Regions from separate parts of the Homo sapiens genome. Here all the other regions are linked to region 1. Evidence: chromatin contacts called from ENCODE Hi-C or POLR2A ChIA-PET data. All regions are on one chromosome and are shown on one strand. The core of a region is the stretch at or near the end of the contact, and the rest is flanking DNA. Distances in the headings are between cores, read along the strand shown.

Region 1 (3,136 bases), core at 165-2,664:
TACTATCTTCAGTGTAAGGATGGACTAACCAGGGAGAAGTCACCAACCTCCAGTATAAGATTATTTTATTTAAATATTATTTTATGAATTCTGTTGGCAAATATAAACTACTTTGAATCTTGATGTCTCCTAATAAAGATTACCTTCACTTTTGTCCTTCCTGCTTAATTTTTAAAAGCCTGTTCTGCTTTAAAGACTTTCATTTGCTGGGACCAGATTTCTTGGATTGCTGACACATGTCCTTCTCTCTGTGCACCCACCCCCACCCCATCCCCACTTTTTTTCTTTAAAAGGAAAATATCTGGTTTATATCATGAAGAACTTTAAAAGCAGTAAGGAGAGAGTAGAATTATATGAGTATTTAATTATATATATAATATATATGAGTGAAGGGGTTAATCTTTAATTGTATAAATTCTAAAAAAAATTTTTAAATGACACTAGATAGGACATAGGCCTCAAAACAACAAAAAGTTGAAATATATTATTTTAGTTTTGTTTCTGTAAACACACTATATGGGGAGGGTGAGGGAGGGAAAGGAAACCCTAACAGATTTTCAGTTCTTGTTAACCATACTACACCATCACATAAGGTACAGGATTCTAGAGTCACTGTGTCAAATGTCAGAAAACTATTTCTCAATTATTTGAGCTTCTCTAAAATATAATATGGGCAAGATTGATGACATCCTGTAAATAAAAAAAAACTTAATTTAAGGCAAACTTACAAACAAAATGAGTTTCTCTAAAATTATTTAACTGCAGAGAAAACATGCCCTGTAGTGCTGTCTCTTGTGAATTTAGTTTTTATTTTTCATAAATTTACATTCTAACCGTGAGGTGTTGTTTTAGATGTAATAATAATTACACTTTTTCTAGTTTAAGACACCTAGGTGGAAGTACTGCTTTTTCATTTTCTGACGATGCACAGGGATTGATATTTGGGTTGGTTGAGTTTTAGATGTACAAACACACTGGTCTTATTTTGTATCACTGATGATCCACAGGGTTGGCTGCTATGTGCTGAACTTTCTGTTCTAGACTTTCTGCCAAGTACTTTATGCAAAACTCTGGTTTTAGTGAAACAGGTTTTATTGTTTTTAATCAGAGTTGTATTATAAGCTGTTGTTAGCTATGTAATGCTAACAGAAGAGTTGGTATGTATATACAGCCATGAAAACAAACCATCAAAACAAGCCTGTCTCTGTTCGACTGGTTGTTTTTCCCTCCCATTCCTTTAGCCTCAGTTCATTTTGTTTACTGCCAAAGGCCTGAGATGGTGTAATTTTCTTTTCTAGGAACTTGGCATTAGAATTCCTCGACCACTAGGACAGGGACCAAGCAGATTCATCCCAGAAAAGGAGGTACGTTGTTTGTGAAAGTACATAGTGAACTGTATGCTTTTAAGGAAGAGCTTTCATGACCCACATGTTGGCATCTGAAGAACTGTTGGTCAACAACATGTTTTAGTCAGAGTTGGTTGCAGTTAATCATTCTTTGGCAGTGAATCTGTGGGAATAAAAAGCTGTTGTACTTGTGTTGATTTCTAGTATTTCATGATGTGTTTTTAACACCCATATTTAATCAAGTAAAGCCAAGATTTGTTTTTGACCAGTGATACAACATCTGCTTATATTTAGATGTTGTTTAGGTGTGCCCATAACCTGAGTTACTTAGTCTTGACTGTCTCCACAGGCTGATATCAGTGCTAGATTGGATCTTTAATTCTATATATGTATAAAAGCATCTATGCTTTATTTTCATAAGAAGTGTATGCTATTAGTTAATTTTAGTTCTCCTTAAATTGAGTGAGAGTAGGCGGTTTTGTAAAGAAAGGCTTTAGTGTCTGTTTGCAAGCTCTGCAAATTTGATAATCTAAATCTGCTTCTTTATCTGGATTCTGGCCAACTCTGCAAGCAGCCTATCTAGATGGCCTTTAATGTTCAGCCTTTGTTGTTTATCCCCTACTATATAATATGTAACTGTTTATTCTTCTGTATCTTTCAACCAGTTGAGTTTAAATTTGTAACCCCTCTTTCTTAAGCCAGATTTAATCTGCTTCTAAATGATACTTAGAGTGTAGCGCATGTATATTTTCTTCCCTTAACACCAATTTACCATTTCAGTAACCATGGTTTTTCTCATTTATACAGATCCTCCAAGTGGGGAGTGAAGACGCACAGATGCATGCTTTATTTGCAGATTCTTTTGCTGCTTTGGGCCGTTTGGATAACATTACGTTAGTGATGGTTTTCCACCCACAATATTTAGAAAGTTTCTTAAAAACTCAGCACTATCTACTGCAAATGGATGGGCCGTTACCCCTACATTATCGTCACTACATTGGAATAATGGTTTGTAAACATTCAGTGAAAAATTGTTTTTGCCTATTTTTATTAATCTCTTTAAGAGACAGTTAATGCTTTAAACACAGGGATAAATACTTAGATTATGATATATAATATGATTCCTGTTGCACAGTCTCTGTTTTTCCTATTTTTAAATAAGTACGCTCTCAAGTATAACAGAAAAAGAAGCAAGTATTTATACATTGCTGAGAACCATTCTTCATTAAATAAGTAGAACACAAGTTCTGTTTCATTATTATAAATAGTTCACATTGACATAAGTGGTGCTTCCTGTTCAAGATGTAAATAATATTCCATTATTTTATGATTGGCACCTTAATTGAAGTTTCTTCTTAATCTGAAGTTCTGAAAGTATATAGATAAAATGTCTAAAGTTCAAATACTTTTATCAGATATTTTGTTTGTTCTTGGAATATTTCTAAGGTTCTTACAGTATTTGAATTTTTAAAATGTTTATATAAAAACTGCATTTCTGTAGTTTACGGAAAATTTGAAAACATACTAATAAACTTAATTAGCTCTTTTGCATGTTGTAAATAAAAAGGATATGTAGTTCAAGGTTTTAATATTTATAATTAGAATAATCTTTTTGTTTTAAGGCTGCGGCAAGACATCAGTGCTCCTACTTAGTGAACCTGCATGTAAATGATTTCCTTCATGTTGGTGGGGACCCCAAGTGGCTCAATGGTTTAGAGAATGCTCCTCAAAAACTACAGAATTTAGGAGAACTTAACAAAGTGTTAGCCCATAGACCTTGGCTTATTACC
Region 2 (3,136 bases), core at 248-2,747, 460 kb after region 1:
GTAGCCTTCTTCAGGCTTCCAGTGTACTTCTAGAAGGTGCCTCCGCCAGTGCCTCCCTTGTTGCAAAGTTGTTTTGACCAATGACATGCCTTCACTTTCATTCTGTTCCTTAGGTTCCTTTCCTTTGAACCACCAAACTTTCTCCAAGTGCTCATTCCAGAAAACATTGCTGTTGAAGAAGGGCGTGTTTTCAGGTCAGGTTTTCTGGTTTTCTGGTTTTCCCAAGGGCCAGTCTGAGGCTGTCCCTGACTGCACCTGGAGAACCAGATCCCTTGACTCCCATTCGAGGCCTGAGCACTCTGCCGCCTGCTCCAAGGGCTTTCATCATAGTAACTGTAGCATCTCCTACCGTTTGTTTTTAATCTTACCTCCTATCTGCCATGTGTAAGATATTTGGAGGGACAGTATGGGAACAGAAAGACCTTTGGTGAAGTCTCAAGAATTTTCTGATTAAAATGAAAACATACATTGACTCCAGTTACATGGCTCATCTCACGGCTTAATATGCCAAGAAATAACCATGATATTTGTAAAACAGGATGAAGTTACCCACTAGAAGGAGAAAGAAGCCAAAACTGGTCAACCAGCTGGCCTGAGACAGTGCCTACTCGGCATGCTTCTAGTATGGTGAGGCACCTCTCAGCCTGTGGACTCCACCTCTCCTTAGTGCAGAGACTCAGATATCCTCAGAAAAGGGTGAAATTCAACACGAAGAATGAGGAGGAAACATCTCTAACTTCCACACATGGTATATATACCAAGTCTATTCAGGTCAGAATGAGTGCTTCCACATCATCTCTGCTAAGGGACAGGCATCACTCTCATTTGCAGGTGGGAGAGCGAGGCTGGAGGGTCAGACTTGGTTAGAGCAAGGCTGAAATCTCACCTACAGCTCCTGGCTCCAAATCTGTCCCTCCCAGAACCATTCTTACCAAGAAAATATCTTTCTCCGTTGACTCTGGTACCTGTCATGGGGCAACTTTTTCTGGTGAGTGTAACTCAGTGGGTGTCATTGTCTTACTTAGCTAAAGAATGACATCAGGATTGGAAGCATGTTTAGAGATCACCCCAAGGTTCACAGCTACCACAGTACCAGGGCACTTCATGTGTTCCTTGTGGGTGGTGGTGGTCAGACACACATGGTGCACTGATGCCATTCTTCCTAGAAAAACATCTGTCATCTGTGGCACACAGGGCACTTTGCTCATTTTATCTCTCAGCGGACTTATCACAGTGAGGCAGGTCACAACCAGAACCCCTATTTTGCAGATGCAGAAAGAAAAGGCAGAGGGAAGGAGAAGCAGAAACACACTGTCCCTTCCTATGGGTACATTCACTATCAAATTACACAGCATCTACTTGCTTTGGCCAGCACCTGGTATTGCTTTACAGAGAGTTATGGAAAACAAAAAGTATTTCTGTACATAGTCACTTACCCAGAAAAGCAAGCTGGCCAGGTGCTGGCTGGTTGTGGTTTCTTTAAGTTGGAGCAGAAGGGCTTTGCCTGAATTTCCTGATCTCCTCCCGCCATCTGGTGGCTGTGAGCTGAGCATACATGCAAATTTCAATCTTCATTTCCTGTACTCCTTACTTCAAACTCCCATGCTCCGTGATCTTCTGAGGTTTGATGAGGGAAGGAGGAAAGGGAGAAAGGTGAAGATAAAGGGAGAGGGGAGAGAGGAAAGGGAAAAGAGAGAAGGAGGGAGAGGGAGGAGAAAGAGGAGGAAAAGGAGGAGAGAAAATGTAAAAGGCATGTACCTGTGGCTTTCATTGTATGTTCTTCCTTAGGTCCCCTCACCCTCCATTCAGCTACAGAGAACCGTCAGCGTGTGGTGGAGACAAGCCATTCAGTTGCATTGACATTTTGTGGAGTGCCTATACTGGCTGTTGGACACTGCGCTAAGGGTTGGTCTGCAAAGTGGGCACTTAAAAGATCCACTGCTCTAGAGTAGTTTATCAACATTCATTTTAGACGGTATTTTATTATCGTGAAAAGCAAGGTACTGTTTCAACACACAGCAGTCTTTCACAGGGCACTTTTTCATTTTGATAAAGTCCAATTAATCAGTTTTTCCTTGTATGGGTTGTGTTTTAAATGTCAAGTCTAAGAACTCTTTGCCTAGTCATAGATCCTGAATATATTCTTCTATTTTTTCCTCAACAATTACACTTTACATTTAAGTATGTGATTGATTTTTAAGTTAAATTCTGTATGAGATATGAGTTCCAGGTAGAGATTTGTTTACTTTTTGTTGATAGCTATGTTTATCCAGTTGTCCCAGCACCACTTGTTGAAAAGCCTATCCTTCTCCTATTGAACTGCTTTTACAACTTTCTAAAAATCAGTTGGACATATCTGTGTAGGTCTATTTTCCAGTTCTCTATTCTGCTCCATTAATCTCTGTGACCATCCCTTCACCAAAACCACACAGTCTTGATTACTATAGTTATAAGTCTTAAAATTGGGTAGAGTGATTACTCTCACTTTATTTTTATTTTTCAATAGTTTTACCTTTTTTAGCTTTTTGTTTGCTTTTCTATATAATTTTTATTTTTCTTTTAAGATGGCATCTTGCTCTGTTACTCAGGCTGAAGTACAGCTTCATGATTATAGCTCAGCGCAGCCTCAAACACCCAGGCTCAAGTGATCCTCCTCCCTCAGCCTCCCGAGGAGCTGGGACTGCAGGCATGTGCCAATATGGTAGACTAATTTTAAAAAAAAATTTTGTAGAGATGGGGGTCTTACTAAGTTGTCCAAGCTAGTCTCAAACTCCTGGCTTCAAATGATCCTCCCACCTTGGCCTCCCAACTATGTAAATTTTATAATAATCTTGTCCAGATATATAAACAATCTTGCTGGGATTTTGATAGGAATTGCATTAATTTTATATATCAATTTTGGAATTGTCATCTCTGCTATATTGAGTCTTCTATTCTATTTTTTAAATTATTTTATTTTATTTTTTGAGGCAAGGACTTGTTCTGTTGCCCAGGCTGGAGTGCAGTGGCACAATAACAGCTCACTGCAGCCTTGACCTCCCAGGCTCGAGGAATCCTCCTACCTCAGCCTCCAGAGCAGCTGGGAATACAGGCACATGCCACCATGCCCAGCTAATTTAAAAAATATATTTTTTTT
Region 3 (3,136 bases), core at 457-2,956, 450 kb before region 1:
GACAGTTCACTTCCTCTAAACAAGACATAGCTTCGTATAATGCCAGCCTTTCACGCATCATTTTGAATCAACCCTGGGGTGGTGGAGCCCAGGGTAACCCAGCTGTAGTGGACTTTAGAACGTTTTTACACCATGTATTTAAATATGGGTGTGTCTGATATTCGGCAAATTCATTTCAAGCCAAATGACGTGTCACACTCAAAAGCTAGGATGGGCCCAACTGAGAGGCTGCCCTAGTTTTCTGAGCGTGACCTGGCTGAATTCCCTCGCCTCTCCTGGCAGAGAACAGGCATTTCCCCTTGCTTTCGTCCCACTGCCTGCTTCTCAGCTCGAGCTGGGAACAGTGAGTGTTCAGGTCTTACTGGGTCTCAGATATTTTCCAGATGAAATGCAAAATGAGAATAAAGGGAGAGGCCCTATTCCCTCCCAGCTCTTTATGGTCTCTGGATCTCAAGGACAGCAACCCTCTTATTTATACCTGGGTTTTATTAGTGCTTCCAGTGTAACAGTATCACTTCGTCTAAACAAGAAACAGCATCTTATAATGCCAGCCTTTCATGCGTCATTTTGGGTCAACCCTGGGGTGGTGGAGCCGACAGACCTGGGCCCCCAAACAGCTCTGCCACTTGCTGTGTGCAGATCACAGAACATCTGTGACTCAGTTTCCTTTTTGGTAAAATGGGACTGTTGCAAGCACTGATGTTGAGGTAATACTCATAGGATGACGGTCAATAAATGAGACGATGTTTTTTAATATTAACTAGCTAAAAGACTGGACGCGTCCCTTCACTTTAGGCGCTGTTCCTTATCGGGAATACGACGAAGCTGATCCCAAAGGCCTCTCCAGCCCTTTTCAGCAGACAGTCCCGTGGGTCCTCACTCTAAGGCATTCTTTGAAGACTTGGTCTCTCTTCCACACACCCCTCCCATTCCCCATCTCTTAGTGGTGGTCTAACCCGCCCCGCCATCCCCTTCCCTCTCACTTCTCATATCCATTTGGAAGCTGCAGATTGCTGAGTTTCCAGGACTTTAATCCGCGCCCTTTGCCCTCGGCCCGGGCTTAGGGGTCGACCTCTGTCACAGGAGGCGCACTCTGCGCTTGGATCCATCCTGGGGCGCCCGGGCCGTGGATCTCCAGGTGGGAGACCGGAGGAGAGCGCAGACGTTCCGGCGCCACCCTCGGACCCGCCGGCTTTTCCAAACCTCTTGAGGAGCCTGAGCGCCCTCTCGGCCCGGCGCTGGGAGGCTGCCAGCGGACCTGGGACCGCGGCGGGGGCGGGTGGTCCTCGCCTTGCGGCGGGGAAAGAGCTAGCCTTGCACGCGCAAGCACCGGCAAGGAGCCCAGGCCGAGGGTGCGCGGTCCAGCACTGGGCGCCCTGACCCTCGAGCTCCTCAGCCCCCAACAGGCCAGACCCACCCAGAGGCCCCAGAGCGGAACGGGGTGTCCGCAGCGCCACGCCCTCGGGCGCCACCCTGCAGGCATGGGCGGGCCCAAGACTGTCCCCGCTGGAGGCGGTAGAGGGATCCAGAAGTAATGAGATGCTAATGAGTCGCGAATAAAGCCCGGGCGGCGCCCCGCGCCCCTCGCGGAAGCCCACACTCCGCGCGACTCCAGGCGCACGCCCCGGGCCGCCCCGCATCCCAGCATCCCCGCCCGATCTCGGCGTTTCCGCCCCCGCCCCCGCCCCCGCCCTCCCACCCGCTCAGACCTGGTTGCCAGCCCAACAGGAAGCGGCCCCTCCCGGCTTCGGAGCCGCCGGTAAGTCGTCCAGCGGAGCCGGCTGCGAGCCCCGCGGCCGGGTGGGGTGAGGTGGGGTGCGCTTCCGGGGAAACGCAGCTGCGGTCGCTCGGGAACCACGCCTGGCAGGTCAGGCAGGTCTTCCCTCAGCCCAGCCCTGCTCACGCCGCGTCCGGACTTTGCCGTCCAGTGTCGGGGACCCCCACCGCTGCCGCCCGCGGTCCAGCTCCCTCTCCATCCTTTCAGACCGCTCCACCCCTCTCACAGCCTTTGTCCTGGCGTTTCCAGGCTGGGTCGCTCCTTTCTCCCCTTTCGCCGAGGTCTTCCTCCTTCCACCCTCCACCCCCAAGAAAGATCTTTGCCCTTCCGTCATGAGATTCCGTCTGCCCTCGTCCGGGCCACCCGCAGCGGGAGGCTTTCATCTCCTGTCTCGGCGCGGCGGGCTGGGAACGGAGGGGCAGCTGGATGGTGGAGGGGCCTGAGCCTCAGGGACCTGCCCCCACTGCTGCCATTCACCCTCCCTAACGCTGCCGTGGACACCCGCCTCCTCCATACCCTCTGATACCTTCTGGGCCCCGCGTGAGAAACCCCCTCGGGCACCCTTCAGGTGGCGTGGGAGGGGGCGACAAAGCGAGGCTTTGTCTCCGGAGATTCCTGGGAGAGCGCGCCCGGGCGCACAGGGGGCGGGGCGGGGTAGGGGTCGATCAGGGAGGGGGGAACCTGGGAGGGGCGCACCCGGCTGCGGTCGACCCCCAGCCCTACCCACGGCCCCCTGGAGTAGGGCACATTCACAGAGGAAGTGTTTTGACCACAGTGCGTCAGAAATAGACCCAGGCCTCCGTTCCCCAGTCAGTCGCAACATCCTCCCGCCGTTTGTTGAGGCAGTTTGGTGGAGGGAAGTGGAACCTACGCGGACAGAGGCTGTTTCTCTGTCAGGAGGCAAGCACGAGTGCTGAGGAAAACTTTGCCCTTGCCATGAGACACTTCTCAGACACAGCGTGGCACTGAGGCCATCAAGGGGCGCCGGCACAGGGACGCTTGGAGGGAGATGGGGCAGGATGTATGCTCAGCAGCTGGGGTTGTGGGTATCAGATCTGTCCCTGTGTTGCATGCAAAGGCAGCTCTGTCCTCTCCACATCTAAGAAATCCCCGCACACCCTGATTCCAAGGCCTAAGGAAGGCAGGCTAAGAATTCCTACCCCAGGGCTTGGAGATCCCTGGACAGGGAGGCTGAACTGGAGGCTCCCCTGGTGTCCCATGTGCCCTCTGTGCCCAAGACTAATGTTTTTCACTTCCAAATTTGGCAAATTTCACTTGGAGTGGACTGGATAGCAGCTGTCTCTGGAGCAGATGCTGGCAGGGGAATGGGCTGGGAGGAGCAGAGCCAATCACTGGTGA

Evidence for each region. A loop is a pair of places that touch in the nucleus more often than their neighbours do. ChIA-PET counts read pairs that join two places held with the same protein, here RNA polymerase II (POLR2A). Pooled maps may share reads with other maps.
Region 2: a map of transverse colon shows a loop between it and region 1 (4-fold over the local background). The contact joins two enhancer-like sites. A Hi-C loop is called at or near these places in 27 of 168 maps with a recorded cell type or tissue (B cell, CD4-positive, alpha-beta T cell, CD4-positive, alpha-beta memory T cell and 19 more), 19 of 37 single-sample maps with no recorded cell type and 36 of 50 pooled maps. POLR2A ChIA-PET finds 5 or more read pairs at or near these places in 12 of 52 experiments (CD4-positive, alpha-beta T cell, CD4-positive, alpha-beta memory T cell, CD8-positive, alpha-beta memory T cell and 9 more).
Region 3: a loop to region 1 is called in a map of CD8-positive, alpha-beta T cell, with 2.8 times the contacts of the local background. The contact joins the promoter of MICAL1 here to the enhancer-like site in region 1. A Hi-C loop is called at or near these places in 3 of 168 maps with a recorded cell type or tissue (CD8-positive, alpha-beta T cell and naive thymus-derived CD4-positive, alpha-beta T cell) and 13 of 50 pooled maps. POLR2A ChIA-PET finds 5 or more read pairs at or near these places in 1 of 52 experiments (CD4-positive, alpha-beta memory T cell).

What each region holds. Positions count from the first base shown.
Region 1 is chr6:109,000,506-109,003,641 of GRCh38, reverse strand. SESN1 (sestrin 1) reads left to right here. Exons shown (of 10, transcript NM_014454.3): 2 at 1,299-1,364; 3 at 2,154-2,354; 4 at 2,969-3,136. It also overlaps a transcript of ARMC2 not described here. Among named protein-coding and RNA genes, the nearest start is that of ARMC2-AS1, 78 kb to the right of the region's middle. Within about 2 kb of position 1,414, at least 7 of the 41 ENCODE cell types and tissues checked have a DNase peak (open chromatin) inside an H3K27ac peak, as active enhancers do; they include gastrocnemius medialis, where a contact is called at or near this core.
Region 2 is chr6:108,540,577-108,543,712 of GRCh38, reverse strand. No RefSeq gene overlaps it. Among named protein-coding and RNA genes, the nearest start is that of FOXO3, 19 kb to the left of the region's middle. Within about 2 kb of position 1,497, at least 2 of the 41 ENCODE cell types and tissues checked have a DNase peak (open chromatin) inside an H3K27ac peak, as active enhancers do; they include gastrocnemius medialis, where a contact is called at or near this core.
Region 3 is chr6:109,454,342-109,457,477 of GRCh38, reverse strand. It overlaps MICAL1 (microtubule associated monooxygenase, calponin and LIM domain containing 1), which reads left to right and starts at 1,706. Exons shown (of 25, transcript NM_022765.4): 1 at 1,706-1,759. RefSeq lists silencers at 1,085-1,934, 2,295-2,634 and enhancers at 2,194-2,702, 2,785-2,834, 3,065-3,114.